2 separate regions of the Homo sapiens genome follow, and region 2 is linked to region 1. A link is an interaction called in ENCODE POLR2A ChIA-PET data of the cell type or tissue named here. Cell type or tissue: GM12878. All regions are shown on one strand.

Region 1 (8,000 bases):
CATTCCCTCCCTGAGATTGTAACATTTTTACATATTTTAAAATGTTGCCTTTCTAAGTCTTCAATTTGCCTGGAATTGATTTTGCATATGGTGTGAGGCAGGGATACAACTTCATTTTTTTCACATGGGTAAGCAATTATCTCAGTTTCACTTAATGTGCAGACCATCCTTTCTCCTACTAGCTTTCAATGCTCCCTCTGTCTCATAAATTATATGTGGAAGTGGTACTATTTCTTGGTTCTCTATTCTGTTCCATTGGTCTATTTGTCTAACCCTGAAGTTATATTACAGTATTCTCTGTAGCCTTTCCTTGGTACCTTCTGAGGGTCTAGCACATAATAGGGGCTCACTAAAATACTTGTGGACTGACTAAGGCCTGCATGCTGCTTTTCCTGTCCCTCTACAAAAGTGAGGCTTGCTTCAGTAATTCAGTGAATCATGTTAAAATGATTTCAGCTGTTCTCTTCAGCAGATTAAACCTTTGTCAAGGTGGCTGCCAAATTCCTTGAGCTTGGAGTCAGTTCTCACTATTAATAAGAACTCAGCTTCATGACACTAGCTGTGATCTGTTACAGCACTAGGGTGACAGAAAATAAGCCAAAGTGAAATGACTGCCTCTTCTTCCTTATTCTCCAAAAGAATTTGAATACTTTTTAAAACTAGTTTTGTAAAAAAAAAAAAAAAAGGATTCTTTTCACATGGATCTACATGATATGACGGCTCTAGCCATTTGTCCTGGGTCTGATTTGTTTGTTGGAAATTTGCAGGCATTGAGCCAGATCCTCTGCAGAACTCCAAAGCAGCCAAATGGACTGCTTCGTCCTTGCCTTCCGGTCAATCTTCAGAGTCACACAGTCAGACCTGCCCACTGAGCTGTGAACCCTGTGCTTGCGAATTTCTCCAATGAGGAAGCCAACAACACGTACCTGGCTTGGCCCCCTGGCGGCCTCTGACCCCACCGGTGCCTCTCTCCTCGGAACACTGCCCTCCTCTGGCATCTGCAGCGGCTCACTGGCCTGCTTTCCTCCCGCCTTCGACTGTGCCTCCTTGGCTTCATGCTCTGACCACCGCTTCAGGGTTGCTGTGCTCCAAGCTTGCCTTGCACACATGGCTCTCTTGCTCCTGTCACTCCTGCCCTGTCCTCCCTGATGCCTTCTAACTGGCCCTTCAGGACCCACTTCAAATCCCATCCTGACCCACCCAGCCAACCCCAGCTCTTTGCCTGTGTCTCCCACACGTGGCATCAGCACCATCCACCTACTGCCCACACACTGGCTTGCAGAAAGGCCGCAAAGCTGGCTGGGGTATAGCTGAACCTACAGGTTCCAGGGCCAGAACACCTATGTTTGAATCCGGGCTTTGCACCTTAATGTCTGCATGAACTTATCCTCAGTCTTCCCACCTGTAAAAGAGGATAATACTTGTACCACCTCACAGAGAGTTACTGTGAGGGTTAAAGGAGCTGATATGTCTAAAATGATTAGAGCAGTGCCGGGCACATAGGTGCACTAAAAAAAAGTGCTATTTTCATCTCGTGTGTCTATGGTTAGCCTTGGCATAGCAGAAAGAACACAAGATCTGGAGCCCAGAGACTGCCTTTCATGCCAAATGGCTCTGTGACCTTGAGCAGATCACTCCACGGACTCAGGGCCTGCTGCTTCTTCGGGGAAGCAGGGTGTAATGATGCCGTCCTGCCTGCCTCGCGAGGCCGCGGTGAGGAGTGAATGTGCACGGGCTCCATCAGCCTTCAGCAAGTGATACAGATAGAGGTATGTCACAGCCTCTGCAGGAGCCTCTCACCTGGGGCTTCGTCCTAGTGACAAGGGCAGCTGCACGGATGTGGAGAAAGAACAGGCAGCAGATGCTGCTGTGTAGGAAAACAGAAACTCCTCCCAGCTTCTCCTTTTAATCTTCGCTGTTCTTCTGGGTGGCTGCAGCCCCTTCTCTTCATTTGGTGACTTGCAGCTTAAACCCCTTATCTCCATCAAATTCTGTCACCTCTGCTTTCAAAATATCTCCAGAATCGGAGCGCCTGTCATCCCTGGTCTGTGGCCACCCTGGACCAGCCCCACCCTCTCACCTTGTCCAGCCCCACCCTCTCACCTGGACCAGCCCCATCCTCTCACCTGGACCAGCCCCACTCTCTTACCTGCTCCAGTCCCATCCTCTTACCTGCTCCAGCCCCACCCTCTCACCTGGATCAGCACCGCCCTCTCACCTGGACCACTGCAGTAGTTGCCTCACTGGCCTCCCTGCTTCTGCCTGGGCGACGCTTGCCTCAGGCTAGTCCTGTTACAGTAGTCAGAGAGGCCCTCTAAAAAAAGTAAGACAAAAGTTCCTGTATCCCTCAGAAAAAAAGCCGAAGTCCCCTGGGGCCCCCAACCTGGGGGCCTCTCTGAGCCCATCTCACCTTCGCCCATTGGCCCTGCCACCTGGGGTTTCTGCAGCTCCTTCACCCAGCCAGCTTTACTCCTGCCTCAGAGCCCCTCACCTGCTGTTCTTTTCAGAGATGGCCCTGACTTACAATGGTGCCACTTTACAATGGTGCAAAAGCAATACACAGTCGGTGGAAAGCGTACTTCAAATTCTGAATGTTGATCTTTTCCTAGGGATCTGTGATGCAATTCTCTCTCCTGATGCTGGGCAGCTCGCAGTTAACCAGGTGATCATGAGTACTCTACAAGGTCCTCTACAGGGCACTGTGCTGCCGGGTGATTTTGCTCAGCGGCAGGCTGACATAAGTGTTCCCAGCACGTTTAAGGTAGGCTGGGCTAAGCTATGATGCTCAGTAGGTTAGGTACGTTCAGTGCATTTTCAACTTATGATATTTTCCACTTACTGTGGGTTTATTGTGAAGTAATCCCATCATAAGTCACGGGACATCTCTACTTAGAAGGCTCTTATCCCAGATAATTTCAGGCCTTTGCACAAATGTCAGCTTCTCAGTAAGGTGTTACCCGCCCACCCTGTCTCCAAGTGCACTACTGCCCCACACCCAGCAGGCCAGCTTCTCCCGAGTCATTCTTCTCCACAGCGCTTATCACCACCTGACATAATAGATATGTGGCCTATTTTTGTATTTATTGACTGACAACCCCTATTACAATATAAGGTTCATGGAGGAAAGGACTTTTTCTGTTTTCTTTACTGCTGTATCCCTAGTACTCAATAAATACTTGTCCAATGAATGAATGAATGAATGAATGGCTCCACTTCGTCTTTCTCACAAGCCAGTGGGACAAGACCAGCAGGATAAGAGCTGTTACCTGATTTTACAGTGAATCAGTGCAAAGCTCCAGTGCGTAACTGACCTAACTAACTTCTCACAGCAACTAAGCGAAAAGACTGGGACTGAAACCTGTATTTTTTCGGCTGCTAAAGATGGCAATTGTAGTGAGCTGGGCACAGGGTGGGGCGTGGAGGCAGCACCCGTGTGCCTGGGCAGGAACCATTCTAGCTTGGCAAAATACCCGCTCAGCCACTGCCAGTAGGTGATGGCCGGGAGGCTCTGTATGTGACTGGCATTCGAAGCTATTAGAAGCCTGAATTAGAAGCTATTATGAAAGGAAAGAGACTTTCATGGAGTCCTGGGTTTTATTCCCATTCCCAGCTCTGCCTTTGTCCAGGTCCCCAATATAATCAACTTCTAATTATCAAGTACCTTCAGCATGCTAGGGCATGTGATTCCAGCTTTATGGAGAAAATGGGGTGAAATCATCATTTCTTAAGGGTATTATGAGTTCCTTTAGTTTAGGAGCATTTCAGAAATGCTTGAGGCGTGTGAAAGAATCCCATTGAAATTCAAAGGCAGCTGAGGAATAAATGGCCTAGGGTGACTTCAGGGCTATTACTGCTTGTGCCAGTGGGTGAATTCACATTAAGGCAAAAAAAAAAAAAAAATAGTTCGTTCTTTTCTCAAAAACAATTTCCCTTATAAACATCTTAAAATGTAAAATAAATGGCTTTGAAGACTCAGGGCTGATCACAAGCCTATCAAACCACGTGCCCAGGACACCACATGCATGTATAAAGCCACCCCTCCATCCACTTCACCTCTGTGTCCTATTTTTCAAGAGTTGGCTTTGAATTTAGGAAAATAACGACGTTTTCCTCTACCAGGTAATTCAAGGTAACAGCCCTGGATCTTTCCAAGGCAACTCTAAATCTAGTCTTTTATTTCCAGCCCTAAGAACTAACAGCATGGTGCAAGGCCTCCAGTTATTTTTAAAAGGAGAGAAAACCAGCACCACCAGAGCACAATGGCTCCAACAAACAAATGCGACTTGCCGCCAAACAACCACAGCTTGTTCTTGCTCTGTGAAAACGAGAGTTTGGTTGGTGTGGCTTTTTCTCACCGAGGTGGTGGCATCTCTGTCTCCATTAGTGGTTTCCTGTAGAAGCTTCTGAGAAACTCTGGAAGAGGTGGGACAGCTGGCTGGTGTCACACAGCTGGATGCAACCTCTGCAGGCCTCAGCGGGGAAGCTTCAACACCAGCACTGGCCAAGCTTTTCTTGGAGTGTGTTTCTCTTCTCTTGGGTCTCTTGGTCTTGCTCAACTTCTCCACCTTGCAAATGGATGCACCATTTGAGGGAAGCCAGCTGCCATTCCTTCCACAGTCCATTTTCTTCTTAGAGGGAAGCACTGTCAACCTCTTTGAAATTAAAAACCAGATGGCTCATCTGGCAAATCCTTCTGAGTCAGTTTCTCAATTTGCAATGTTTTCTTTCTTCTTATTAAAAAAATATTTCCATGTTTCCTGATTTGGAAATGTTTAATAAAATGCATGAAAATGGAGAAAAATAATATGCTTGGAAGAAGCACTGTTCCCATGGGAAGCATGTCTTCCACGGTATCTGGAGATGGCGTGGCAGAGATGGCATGGGCAGAGAGTCCAACAGACGGGGGTTTGGATCCCAGCCCTGCCACCTGTTAGCTGTGTGGCCTAGGGAAGGCGCTTACCTCTCTGTGTCTTGGGCTTCACTTCTGTAAAATGAAGCAGTAAAACCTTGCACGGGACTAGTGAAAAATATAAAACTCTGCATAGTGCCTGACACAAATTTTGGAACTTAGTAAATGAGTTCATTTGGTCAGCAATAGGAATGAGCCCCCTCCTGTGTGCCTGGCTTGGTGCCTACTTGGGAACTTAGAGTTCTAGGAAGAAGGCAGACACCAAGCAACACCAAGGCAAAAAAGGGCCGCGTTACAATGGAGACAAGTGATGCCAAGTTGGGGCACGGGGCCACTGCGCAGGGGACACACGGCTATCTCAGAGGAGCAGGTATGGGTTGGGATGACAGTGCTGCGGGTGGAGTGGCAGGCTCAGGAGAAGGCTGAGGTGAGTTGGAGGGAGAAGCAGGGCGGGGAAAGAACTCTGAGCATCTTCTCAAAGTTGCCAGTGCTGGGGTTTAATAAGCAGAACCCCGTGAACTCACAGGCACAGCTGGCCTGCACTGTTACTCTTGCCCCAAACCCCTCCATCTTCTTCCTCCTTCTCCTCTATTTTTCCTGCCTTTGCCCCTCTCTGTTCTTTCTTCTTCTCTTTCATGCTTCTTTTTCTTTTTTTCTCCTTTGAAGCACTGTCTCCACCTCCCTCTCATCTCTCCTCTCTTGTTTTCCCTTTCACTTGTTCAGTCTCTCTCCCACCCTCCCCTGTGAGGACCCACAGAGGAAGCTCTGCCCTAGAGGGAAAGGGTTTCTGCCTCCAAGGAGCTGGCTATCCCTTGGGGACATCAGTCTTTGTTTGCTTCAGGTTGATTTTGCTTAATCAGCAAACTTGCATTTTGCACCCACTGGGTGGCCAGATACAGATGGCATCAAATGTCACCAGGCAGAATCCTGTGCTGTAAAGTGGGGAGGGTAACATCTGGAGTAGGTGCATGGGTCCCCCCAACGTGGGACATCTCTGGAGGGGTGGCAGGTAAACTAAGCTCAACCGATCCCCAACTCTGCTCATTACCTGCCCTCTCCCTGCTGCCCAGGTCCCCTGCAACCCCGGCCCTCTTCCTCCTGCACCTCCTATTCGTGGGCAGTCCCACCAGCTATCCAGCCAGCCACACTAGGACACCAGACACTGTTCCTGAGCTTCCTCCCCATCACTCCACATCCAGTGAGTCAGTCCGGTGGAGGTTGGCTCCTCTAGCTCTCTCAAAACTGCCCTTGCTCTTCATCCCAGCCACCACTGTACCCAGGGGTGGTGGGGGCAGCATTCTGTTACTACAGCAGCCTCCCCAGCTGGTGTCCCGTCTTCCCCTCAAATCCCCCTTCCACACTGCAGCCAGGGAAATCTTTCTGAAACTCCAGACCCTCCCCTGCTCCCAATCTACCAGTGGCTCCCCCTCTCCTAGGTGTGGGAAGAGGAGAGGGGACGTTCTCAGCCTCTGCACAGCGACACACTGGGGCAGACAAACAGTCTCTCTGGGGCTAATAGTAGTTGAAGGATTGACATTTGTGAACGATTTATTTTTTTTGTTATGGCAGTTTCAAGGCTATCCTGTGATAATATCACTCTCGCTATCTGGTACTCTGATTTGCTTTCTTCAGTGGAAAGGAAGGGCCGGGACTCCAGCTAGCCTGATGGAAATGATTTATAACCTGGGGCACACCCACAGCAGAAGTCGGCTGTCTGAATATCATCTCTCCTGCATCGCTGGAATCAAAGAAACAAGTACATAAATAAGGTTGGAAACTGTTGGCTGATAGAAGAGTCATTCCAAAATCCTTAGGCTGGTGAAAAAGGCCCGTGCCTGCTCCTGTAGCGTTGAGTGCACTGCCGCATCTTATGACACCCCAGCAAGCAACTGCTTATTCTCTCCTCCAATCCATGCTCCCCCACCTCCGAGCTTCCCTCATGCTGGCCCCTCTGCCCGGAGGCCCCTTAGGCCTAGGAAATCACCTCCTCCGGAAAGCCGTCCCGGATCAAGTGCCCTCTGTGGAGCCCCTTCTTCCCCATTCTCCCTCACTTCTCACCACCGGCTCTTGGCCATCTCCACCCCCAGCACCAGCCTCCATTGGTTGGTTGGTTTGTCGGTCGGCAGGTGCTGAGAAAGCTGGTCAGAGCTACTGAAGGAAGCTGTGAATGAACAAGGACTTAGGGGAAAGTGACGTTTAAACCTGGTCTCATCTCACTCCCTGCTGTGGGCCTCTGCTTTCTGTTTAAAGCCATTCTGGGTCTCTGCTTGCTCTCACAGCTGCTGTCTGTCTGTGGTTTTCATTGAGCTCCACCCGCCCGGGGCCCTCAGTCTGCCGCCCGCGCCTGCAAGCTTTCTCTCTCCTGGTTGAGCCTTTCCCGACATCTGCCATCAGTCACAGAGCGTGACTTGGAAGCAAAGGGGCTTCACAGTTCATCGTTTTTTATATACAGAGAGAAGAACAACAGTAGTTGGGATTCTTGCAAAATACTTCCTCAAAGATCTTAGAGATGATCTACTTCTCATTTCATTTTATTTCTGGGGCTATCTCTGTGTGGTAGGTAAGACTGGATGCTAATCTTATTTGAAGAGATAACAATAATCACTATCATTTCTCAAGTGCCAATCACGTGCCATGTGGGCCAAAGCTTTATGCGCATTACTGAATTTAATCCTCAAAAAACAAGACTCATAACTGTCACTTCCTATTTTACTGAATTGGAAAATTAGACCAGGTGCAGTGGCTCATGCCTGTAATCCAAGCACTTTGGGAGGCTGAGACAGAAGGATCCCTTGAGCCCAGGATTTCAAGACCAGACTGGGCAACATAGTGAGATGCTGTCTCTACAAAAAATGAATAAAATTAGCAGGGCATGGTGGTACGTGTCTATAGTCCCAGCTATTCTGGAGGCTGAGGTGGGAGGATCACTTGATTAATTACTAGATTAGGAAACTTGCACAAAATAAAACATCAATTGAGTGGCAGGGCCCGAGTGTGTGCTTGGACTTGCCTGCATCCACAGCCCTGTCTTTGACCATATTGCACCTTGGAGGAGCCCTGTCTTTGACCATATTACACCTTGGAGGAGGTG
Region 2 (8,000 bases), 250 kb after region 1:
TGCCTGTAGTCCCAGCTACTCAGGCTGAGGCGGGAAGATCGCTTGAGCCAGGGAAGTCGAGGCTGTAGTGAGCCATGATCATGCCAGTGCACTCCAGCCTGGGCAACAGTAAAGGCCCTGTCTAAAAAAAATAGGGCTGGGCACGGTGGCACACGCCTGTAATCCCAGCACTTTGGGAGGCCGAGGCAGGCACATCACGAGGTCAGGATTTCAAGACCAGCCTGACCAACATGGTGAAACCCCATCTCTACTAAAAAAATACAAAAATTAGCCGGCTGTGGTGGCGCATGCCTGTAATCCCAGCTACTCAGGAGGCTGAGGCAGGAGAATTGCTTAAATCTGGGAAGCGGAGGTTGCAGTGAGCCAAGATCGCGCCACTGCACTCCAGCCTGGGTGACAGAGCAAGACTCCGTCTCAAAAAAAAAAAAAAAAATAGGGCCGGGCATGGTGGCACACGCCTGTAATCCCAGCACTTTGGGAGGCCGTGGCGGGCGGATCATGAAGTCAGGAGATGGAGACCATCCTGGCTACACAGTGAAATCCCGTCTCTACTAAAAATACAAAAAATTAGCTGGGCACAGTGGTGGGCGCCTGTAGTGCCAGCTACTCGGGAGGCTGAGGCAGGAGAATGGCATGAACCCGGGAGGCAGAGGTTGCAGTGAGCCAAGACCACGCCACTGCACTCCAGCCTGGGCGACAGAGCCAGACTCCGTCTCAAAAAAAAAATAGACGGTTTCTCCCTGTCCTCAAGCTCCACCCTTGCACTAGAGGGTGGTTCAAGAATGGAAAGCAGAGAGTGGAGAAGATGAAGTCCTTCTCTTTCTCTTTGCATACATAGAGCAAGCTATACCAGAGAATCAGATAGCAAGCCCTCCCTCAGAGGCCAAGGGAGCAGAAGAGCCATGGATGGGCCCCTTCCCAGGACAGCAGGGGTAGAAGTGGGAAAGGTGAGCATTTGTGACTATTCTATTACTCTGACCTCCCAGGACTGGACCTACAGAGACATCTGGGATTTTCTGCGTCAGCTGTTTGTCCCATACTGTATCCTGTATGACCGAGGGTAAGGGTATTAGGGGAAGGGAATGGGTAAGGGAGTTTTTAGGGTGCTGGGATAGGGAGGGCCAATAGGATCGCCCACCCTACCACATGCTTGCCCTCCACCCTCCCTGCTCCAGATACACATCACTGGGGAGTCGGGAGAATACCGTGCGGAACCCGGCCCTGAAGTGCCTGAGCCCAGGAGGACACCCCACATACCGTCCAGCCTATCTACTGGAGAACGAAGAAGAGGAGCGGAACTCCCGCACATGACCTCCCACCCTAGGAGGGAGGGAAGGACACCGTCCTAGGGTATAACCTGGCAATAAACCGTGCCTCTCACTGTGCCTGTTGCTCTAGCTGTGTCTTCCTGCTCCAGAGGATGGGAGAAGCAGAAGTGGGTCAAATGCTGCCAGCTCTGACTGGCTGTGCTCACTCTAAGGGGCCCAGGGGCAGGGCAGAACAGGCTGGAAAGGAGCTCTCACTGATGGTTCTCAATGTCAGCCTCAGCAGGAGCCCACCAGAGGGCGAAAGCAGGAGTTGTGCCAACCACTGGGAAAAGGGCAATCAGGCAGGGCACCACCTGGGCTGGAAGAGGGGAAGCTGCCTTGGCCTAGCTGTGGAGGATGAAAGATGGAGTGGCCAGGCCCTCCCTCCCACTAACCCCACCCTCCCATCCCTGTCTAGAGGGGCTGACTCAGCCTGTTCCCAGGCCTAGAACCTTCCCTTTGCTAGACCCTGGATCCTTTGTCTCTGTAGTCATGAGGCTGAAGGGGGTGGGGACAGTGTTGATAAAAGGCACTAGAGGCAGCTCCCACACCCTTCCTCGGAACTGTTGCCCACATGCAGCCCCGGACACAGCCCCTAGCCCAAACCCTACCCTTCTTCCTCGGAGGGGCCCCTCGAGACACTGGGCTGCGGGTGCCTGTCATTAAGATGGGCACAGGGTGGGAGGGCTTCCAGCGGACCCTGAAGGAAGTCGCCTACATCCTCCTCTGCTGCTGGTGTATCAAGGAACTGCTGGATTAATGGTAGCAGGGAACTGCCTCCTCTCCCCACCAGCACCATGGCTGGCATCGCTCAGGTGGGCAGGGTAGAGTAAACAGGAGGCATAGCTGCAGCTTCTGTGGCAGAGCTTGCCTTAGCTTCTCATTCTCTTCTTTAGCCCCCAGCCCAATTGCCATCAAGACTCCTGAAGCCAGCTGTGCTTGACCAAGGATGGGCCATAAACAATGAGTAAACAGTAAAGTGTGGATCCTGCTTTGAGCTGTGTCATCTAGCAGACCTGCCTCATCTCTGAGCCTCCTTCATTCCCAACCCCTGCCTCTGGTGGACCTCTGGTGGGCAGGAGCTTGGACTGCTCTGGCTAGGACCCCAGTAAGATTGTGGCAAGACCTGGCACTCCTCCAAGCTTGGCACAGTGAGCCCACCAGCTCAGATGGTTGATCTTACCATACCCTCATAGTACCAAGAATGGACTGCCCCCTAAGAAACCTGTTTGAGAATCACTGAATTATAAATATAATCCATAGGCCTTGAGGCCCAAGATTATAAGTGTCTAAAGGGGAATCAGAAAAAGTCAGCACTAGAACGGTCTGGGAGCAAGGGTGCAGACCAGGGAGGGAAGGAGCTTGTCCTGAATAGAACCAAGATTGAAAGCCAGGTTTTCTGACTCACTGGTTCCTGAGTGGGGAGGGTGGAAGACAGTTCAGGTTCCTCTCAATCTGTGGGTAAGGAGGGGACCCAGCTTGAGTAGGGTCTTCATCTGTGAGGCCAAGGGTGTGTGGAAACCCAGAGGACCCAGCCCTTTCCCAAATAGAAGACCTGGTCCAGGCAGCTTCCTGCCTCTGAGGATCTTGGGGAAAGCACTGCGCTGAGGCTAGTCCCCAGCTCATCAAGGAAGTAGGACCCCATGAGCTACAAGAGCTCCCAGCTCACATACAAAGTTACCAGAGAAAGACACCTGTGTGGCCACACAGGTCCCTCAGGCTTATCATGACACAGCCCTATCAGGACATAAACAGCTAGATTGAGCAGAATTGGCTCTTTACTTCCTCTTGGTAGCCACAGCTGGTATTTTCCATGAGTTACTCCCGGTGGTAGATATACACCAGCCATGTGTATCGTCTTGCTCAGGGGGTGCTTATGCTTACTGATCTGCCCACCCACAGCCCCCCAAACCTCAGAGCCAGCCTGTTTGGGACTGTTCAGTATTTCCCTGGGATTCCCATCCAGCATTCTCTGGCCCCTCCTGGGGGGCCAGTTATCATCCCCCAGCCCTTTGTCACTTGGGGCACTGGCCTGGAGATTATAGATAGTGCCCTCTTCCTCCCTGCCTGGGACCAGCTCTTCCTCAGCCTTCTTCTTAGTTAACTCTTTTTTTTTTCTAGATTCTTTTTGTAAAGGTGATATATGCCCAGAGTAAAGAACTTTAGGCCAGGCCAGGTACAGTGGCTCACACCTGTAATCCCAGCACTTTGGGAGGCAGAGGCGGGCAGATCACCTGAGGTCAGGAGTTCTAGACCAGCCTGGCCAACATGGTGAAACTGCATCTCTACTAAAAATAATTAGCTGGGCGAGGTGGTGAGTGCCTGTAATCCCAGCTACTTGGGAGGCTGAGACAGGAGAATCACTTGAACCCGGGAGGCAGAGTTTGCGGTGAGCTGAGATCATGCCACTGCGCTCCAGCCTGGGGGACAAGAATGAAACTCTGTCTCAAAAAAAAAAAAAAAAAAAAAGGCCGGGCGCGGTGGCTCACATCTGTAATCCCAGCACTTTGGGACAAGGCCGAGGTGGGTGGATCACTTGAGGTCAGGAGTTCGAGACCAGCCTGGCCAGCATGGTGAAACCCCATCTCTACTAAAAATACAAAAAAATTAGCTGGACGTGGTGGCACATGCCTGTAGTCCCAGCTACCTGGGAGGCTGAGGCAGGAGAATGGCTTGAACCCAGGAGGTGGAGGTTGCAGTGAGCCAAGATTGCACCATTGCACTCCAGCCTGGGTGACACAGCAAGACTTCGTCTTATAAAAAAAAAAAAAAAAAAAAAAGAACTCTAATAGTTAAAAGTCTCCACGTCTATCCCCCAATCCTTTAGCGCTCCCCCTGGAGGCAACCATGGTTACCAGTTTCTTGGAGAACATTCCAGTCTGTGCATAGACTGCATCTTCATTCATTCAACAAATATTGAGTTATTGAGTGTATATTATATGTCACTGTGGGTCTTTGGATGCAGCAGTGAACAAAACAGATCCTTGTACTTGTGAAGCTTACATTTTAGGGGGTGGAGAGGACAAACTATAAACATTTTTTAAAGTATGTATATGTTATTAGATGATAGGCACTATAGAAAAAAGAAGTGGAAATCGAGCTGGAGGTGGGAATGGGGGCAGGTCATAGAGGGCCTAAGAATTTGAGCTTTTATGCTGAGTGAAATGAGGAACTATTGCCGAATATTGAGTGTGAAATGAGTTTTTTAATTTAAAAGGCTCAAGCTGGCTGCTGTGTTGAGAATAGATTTCAGGGGAGCAAAGGTAGAATACGAGTGACCTATTAGGAGGTAATGGCACAATATAGGCCAGACATGTTGGTGGTCTCGGACCAGGTTTATAGCAATAGCAGTAGTGAGGGGTGGCTGGATTCTGGATATATTACTCTTCCTAGTTAACATACTCTCCACGCTGTTCTGCACTTTGCTTCTTTTCCTTTGATAAACCTTGGACAGGATTCAGGATCCCACATCAGTACACGGAGAGCCTGTCCATTCTTTTTTACAGCAGCCTAGCCTCTACGGTACTCCAACTTGAGCTTATTTCTTATCCCTGGCAGGTCAATGTGTCTTTTTTTTTTTTTTTTTTTTTGAGACAGATTCTCACTCTGTCACCCAGGCTGGAGTGCGATGGTACAATCTCAGCTCACTGCAACCTCCGTCCCCCGGGTTGAAGCGATTTTCCTACCTCAGCCTCCTGAGTAGCTGGGATTACAGGAGCGTACCACCATGTCCTGCTAATTTCGATTTTTTTTTTTTGAGACAGAGTCTCGCTCTGTCACCCAGGGTGGAGTGCAGTGGCGCGATCTCAGCTCACTGCAAGCCCTGCCTCCCGGGTTCACACCATTCTCCTGCCTCAGCCTCCCGAGTAGCTAGGATACAGGTGCCCGCCCCCACTCCCGGCTAATTTTTTGTATTTTTAGTAGAGACGGGGTTTCACCATGTTAGCTAGGATGGTCTTGATCTCCTGACCTCGTGATCCGCCCACCGTGGCCTCCCAAAGTGCTAGGATTACAGGCGTGAGCCACCGCGCCCAGCCAATTTTGATATTTTTAGTAGAGACAGGGTTTCACCATGTTGGCCACACTGATCTCGAACTCCTGACTTCAAGTGATCCGCCCACCTCGGCCTCCCAAAGCGCTGGGATTACAAGCATAAGCCACCGTGCCCGGCCTCAGTGCATCTCTTTAGGCATCCACAAAATGCAGCTTAGTGCTCTTGGCTGGTCCGTTGAGAGGCTCTCACCTGGTCCCAGTGATGGGGGTAGTCAGAATTTACCTTCCCATGAATCTGGGGCTCCTTCTTCCCCCTCAGAGCCTGCACCCTACTTGGCCAGCTCCAGCCTTTCCTTCCCTGACTCAGGCCCTGGCCTACCGCCTTCTTTTCCTTTCTTAGGCCTCACTCCCACCAAGCGGGGCAGTGCCTAGAGGTGGATCCTGGAGTCTGAGGTCTGAGCCCAAGGGCCTTTGCCAGGGGAGGGGAAGTCTGGCAGAAACCACTGGGGAAGTGGTGGGTAGAGGAAGGCAGAATCCAGGGCTGTGGCCTGTGGTGAGAAGGGTAATAGAGAGCAGCAGGGGGAGTGACAGGTAGAGACTGCCAGTGGCCCAAGGAGAATGTCAGAGTGGGAAAGAGGGCTTTGGCAGTGTAAAGACTGAGGAGAGGGATGAGGAGAATAAAAGAAACCTCAGATACCATTCAGAGAGCCCTTTTCACAATACAGAGTGCTTTGAGCCTTACGAAAGTCCACTTCAGCAATTATCCCATGTTAACATGAAGGAAATAGGCCCAAAGAGGTGAAATGATTCGCCCAAGAACATACACAGCACACTGAGGTAAAGGAGTCATTTAGCGAACCCAGATTTTCAGATCCCCAACTCACGGCTTCTCCTAATGAGCCTGCCTTCCTCTTCTGAGCTGGTGTTTGCATGGAGATGGTGGCCAAAGTGGCCTGGAGGCAGGGCCATGCAAACAAAAGCATGGAGGGTACCACCTCCATGCACCCGCTCCATGCCACTTCCCACCTCAGCCCTAAGCTCCCTGTTCTCAGCCCATTTGGAGGTTTCAGGTGCAGCCCTTTCACCTAATCCACACAGCCAAGAGATCTTTCCTGGCCCATGGCTCCCCACTCTGTGGCTGTTCCCCCACAAGTATCTCTCCCCGACTAGGGCAACTCAGGTTTTGAGTGTCCAAATTACTCCCTCAGGAACTCAAGTGGAGTAAGGTGGGAGGGAGGTGAAGGAGACAGGGTACCAAGATATTAGGTTGGTGCAAAAGTAATTGCGGCCTTTGCCATTAAAACCTCACCTACCCCTCGGTGCCCTGGTGCCCTCTAATGGTCACAGGGGGTGGGGGAATGGGTGGAGTAGGAATGGAGACAGGAGGGACCAGCTGGATGTGACCCTCAAGTACAACAGCGAGAGGAGAAGCCTGATATCCAGGATTCCCGGCGGATTACATCGGATACAGGACCCTCGTTGGCATGCAAGGAACAGTTGGAGGAGAGGGGTCACGGCCCAAGGGTCTGAGGAGCGGCAGGCAATAAACTGGATATCATAGCAATAATCTGGCGGCGGGGAGGGGTGGGTGGGTGGGGATGTCCCACGTTTTCCCAACACCAAGAGGCCGGCAAAAAGGGGTGTGTGGCAATCATTTCACTGGCAGCGCCAGAGCGCAGACCCATCCCCAAGGGCATAGGCTTTTTTTTTTTTTTTTTTTTTTAAAGACGGGGTTTGGCTCTTGTTGCCCAGGCTGGAGTGCAATGGCGCGATCTCGGCTCACCGCAACCTCCGCCTCCCAGGTTCAGGCAATTCTGCTTCAGCCTCCTGAGTAGCTGGGACTACAGGCGTGTGCCACCACGACTGGCTAATTTTTGTATTTTTACTAGAGACAGGGTTTCACCATGTTGGTTAGGCTGGTCTCGAACTCCTGACCTCAGGTGTTCCACCCGCCTCTGCCTCCCAAAGTGTTGAGATTACAGGCGAGAGCCACCGCGCCCGGCATGGGCATAGGCTCTTATTTGCATCATATTTACATCTGTCTTGCATGTGAGTTATTTCCCTCCACCCAACTTTCTCAGTTACTCTCAGACTCTAGAGTGTTCGCCAGCCTTGGAGCGTACCCGTTCCTCCAGCCATTCTTCGGCCTCAGTTCCTTTCCATCATTCGCCCTCAGGCCTTCGCCTACCCCAGCTTCAAAGAAGCGACCGTAACCTCCTAGCTGGCTGGGTTCGAGAAGCCGGGGACCTGCGCCTCCTGGTGGCTGATCGGAAGGAGGCTGAGTGCAGAGGGGTTGTCTTGCCTTCTCTGGGACGTGGAGTTTTGGAAACTGTTCCCCTGAGCTTCCTGAAGCTAAATTTGCCTCCCCCGGCCTTGGGGGGCGCAGAGATCCCGGCGGCGATTAGCGCTGCGCGGCAGCCGGCTCCAACCCAGAGGCCCGGAATAGGCGCGGAGTTATAAATAGTGCCACCCGCAGGTGTTGGGGGGAGTCGGCGGGAGGGGGGTACCCCTGGCGGCCACGGCCCCTTCAGGTGGGTTGGGCGGTCGCGGTGGGAGCGCTGGGGGGCGGGGGGCGTGGGGGGTCTGCGGTCTGAGCGCCCCCAGCGGTTTCCTGGGCGGCGGGTTTTTCGAGGGAAGCGGAGGCAGCGGAGGATGGGGGGGAGCAGCGGAGAAGAGGTGGGCGCCTGGCGCATGCTGACG

The links. Peaks named below come from ENCODE experiments on the same cell type or tissue, not always from the same donor. Only the 100,000 strongest peaks of a DNase experiment are listed, where the experiment ranks them.
Region 2: POLR2A ChIA-PET joins it to region 1 with 5 read pairs; 2 of 35 experiments call an interaction of 5 or more read pairs at or near these places.

The regions. Positions count from the first base shown.
Region 1 is chr1:154,741,042-154,749,041 of GRCh38, forward strand. All of the region lies in intron 3 of KCNN3 (potassium calcium-activated channel subfamily N member 3), which reads right to left. Among named protein-coding and RNA genes, the nearest start is that of KCNN3, 130 kb to the right of the region's middle. RefSeq lists enhancers at 573-1,073, 7,252-7,461. In GM12878, no CTCF peak of the experiment used is centred here; DNase peaks (open chromatin) are centred at 4,360 and 7,140; H3K4me3 peaks cover 868 bases; H3K27ac peaks cover 1,318 bases.
Region 2 is chr1:154,991,727-154,999,726 of GRCh38, forward strand. It overlaps FLAD1 (flavin adenine dinucleotide synthetase 1), which reads left to right. Exons shown (of 7, transcript NM_025207.5): 6 at 987-1,060; 7 at 1,176-1,385. The coding sequence ends at 1,311. LENEP (lens epithelial protein) reads left to right here and starts at 1,860. Exons shown (of 1, transcript NM_001394530.1): 1 at 1,860-2,589. The coding sequence starts at 1,882. The coding sequence ends at 2,067. RefSeq lists an enhancer at 7,655-8,000 and a silencer at 7,805-7,884. In GM12878, CTCF peaks have their summits at 1,564 (motif pointing right), 4,145 (motif pointing left) and 7,572 (motif pointing left); a DNase peak (open chromatin) is centred at 7,485; H3K4me3 peaks cover 964 bases; H3K27ac peaks cover 837 bases.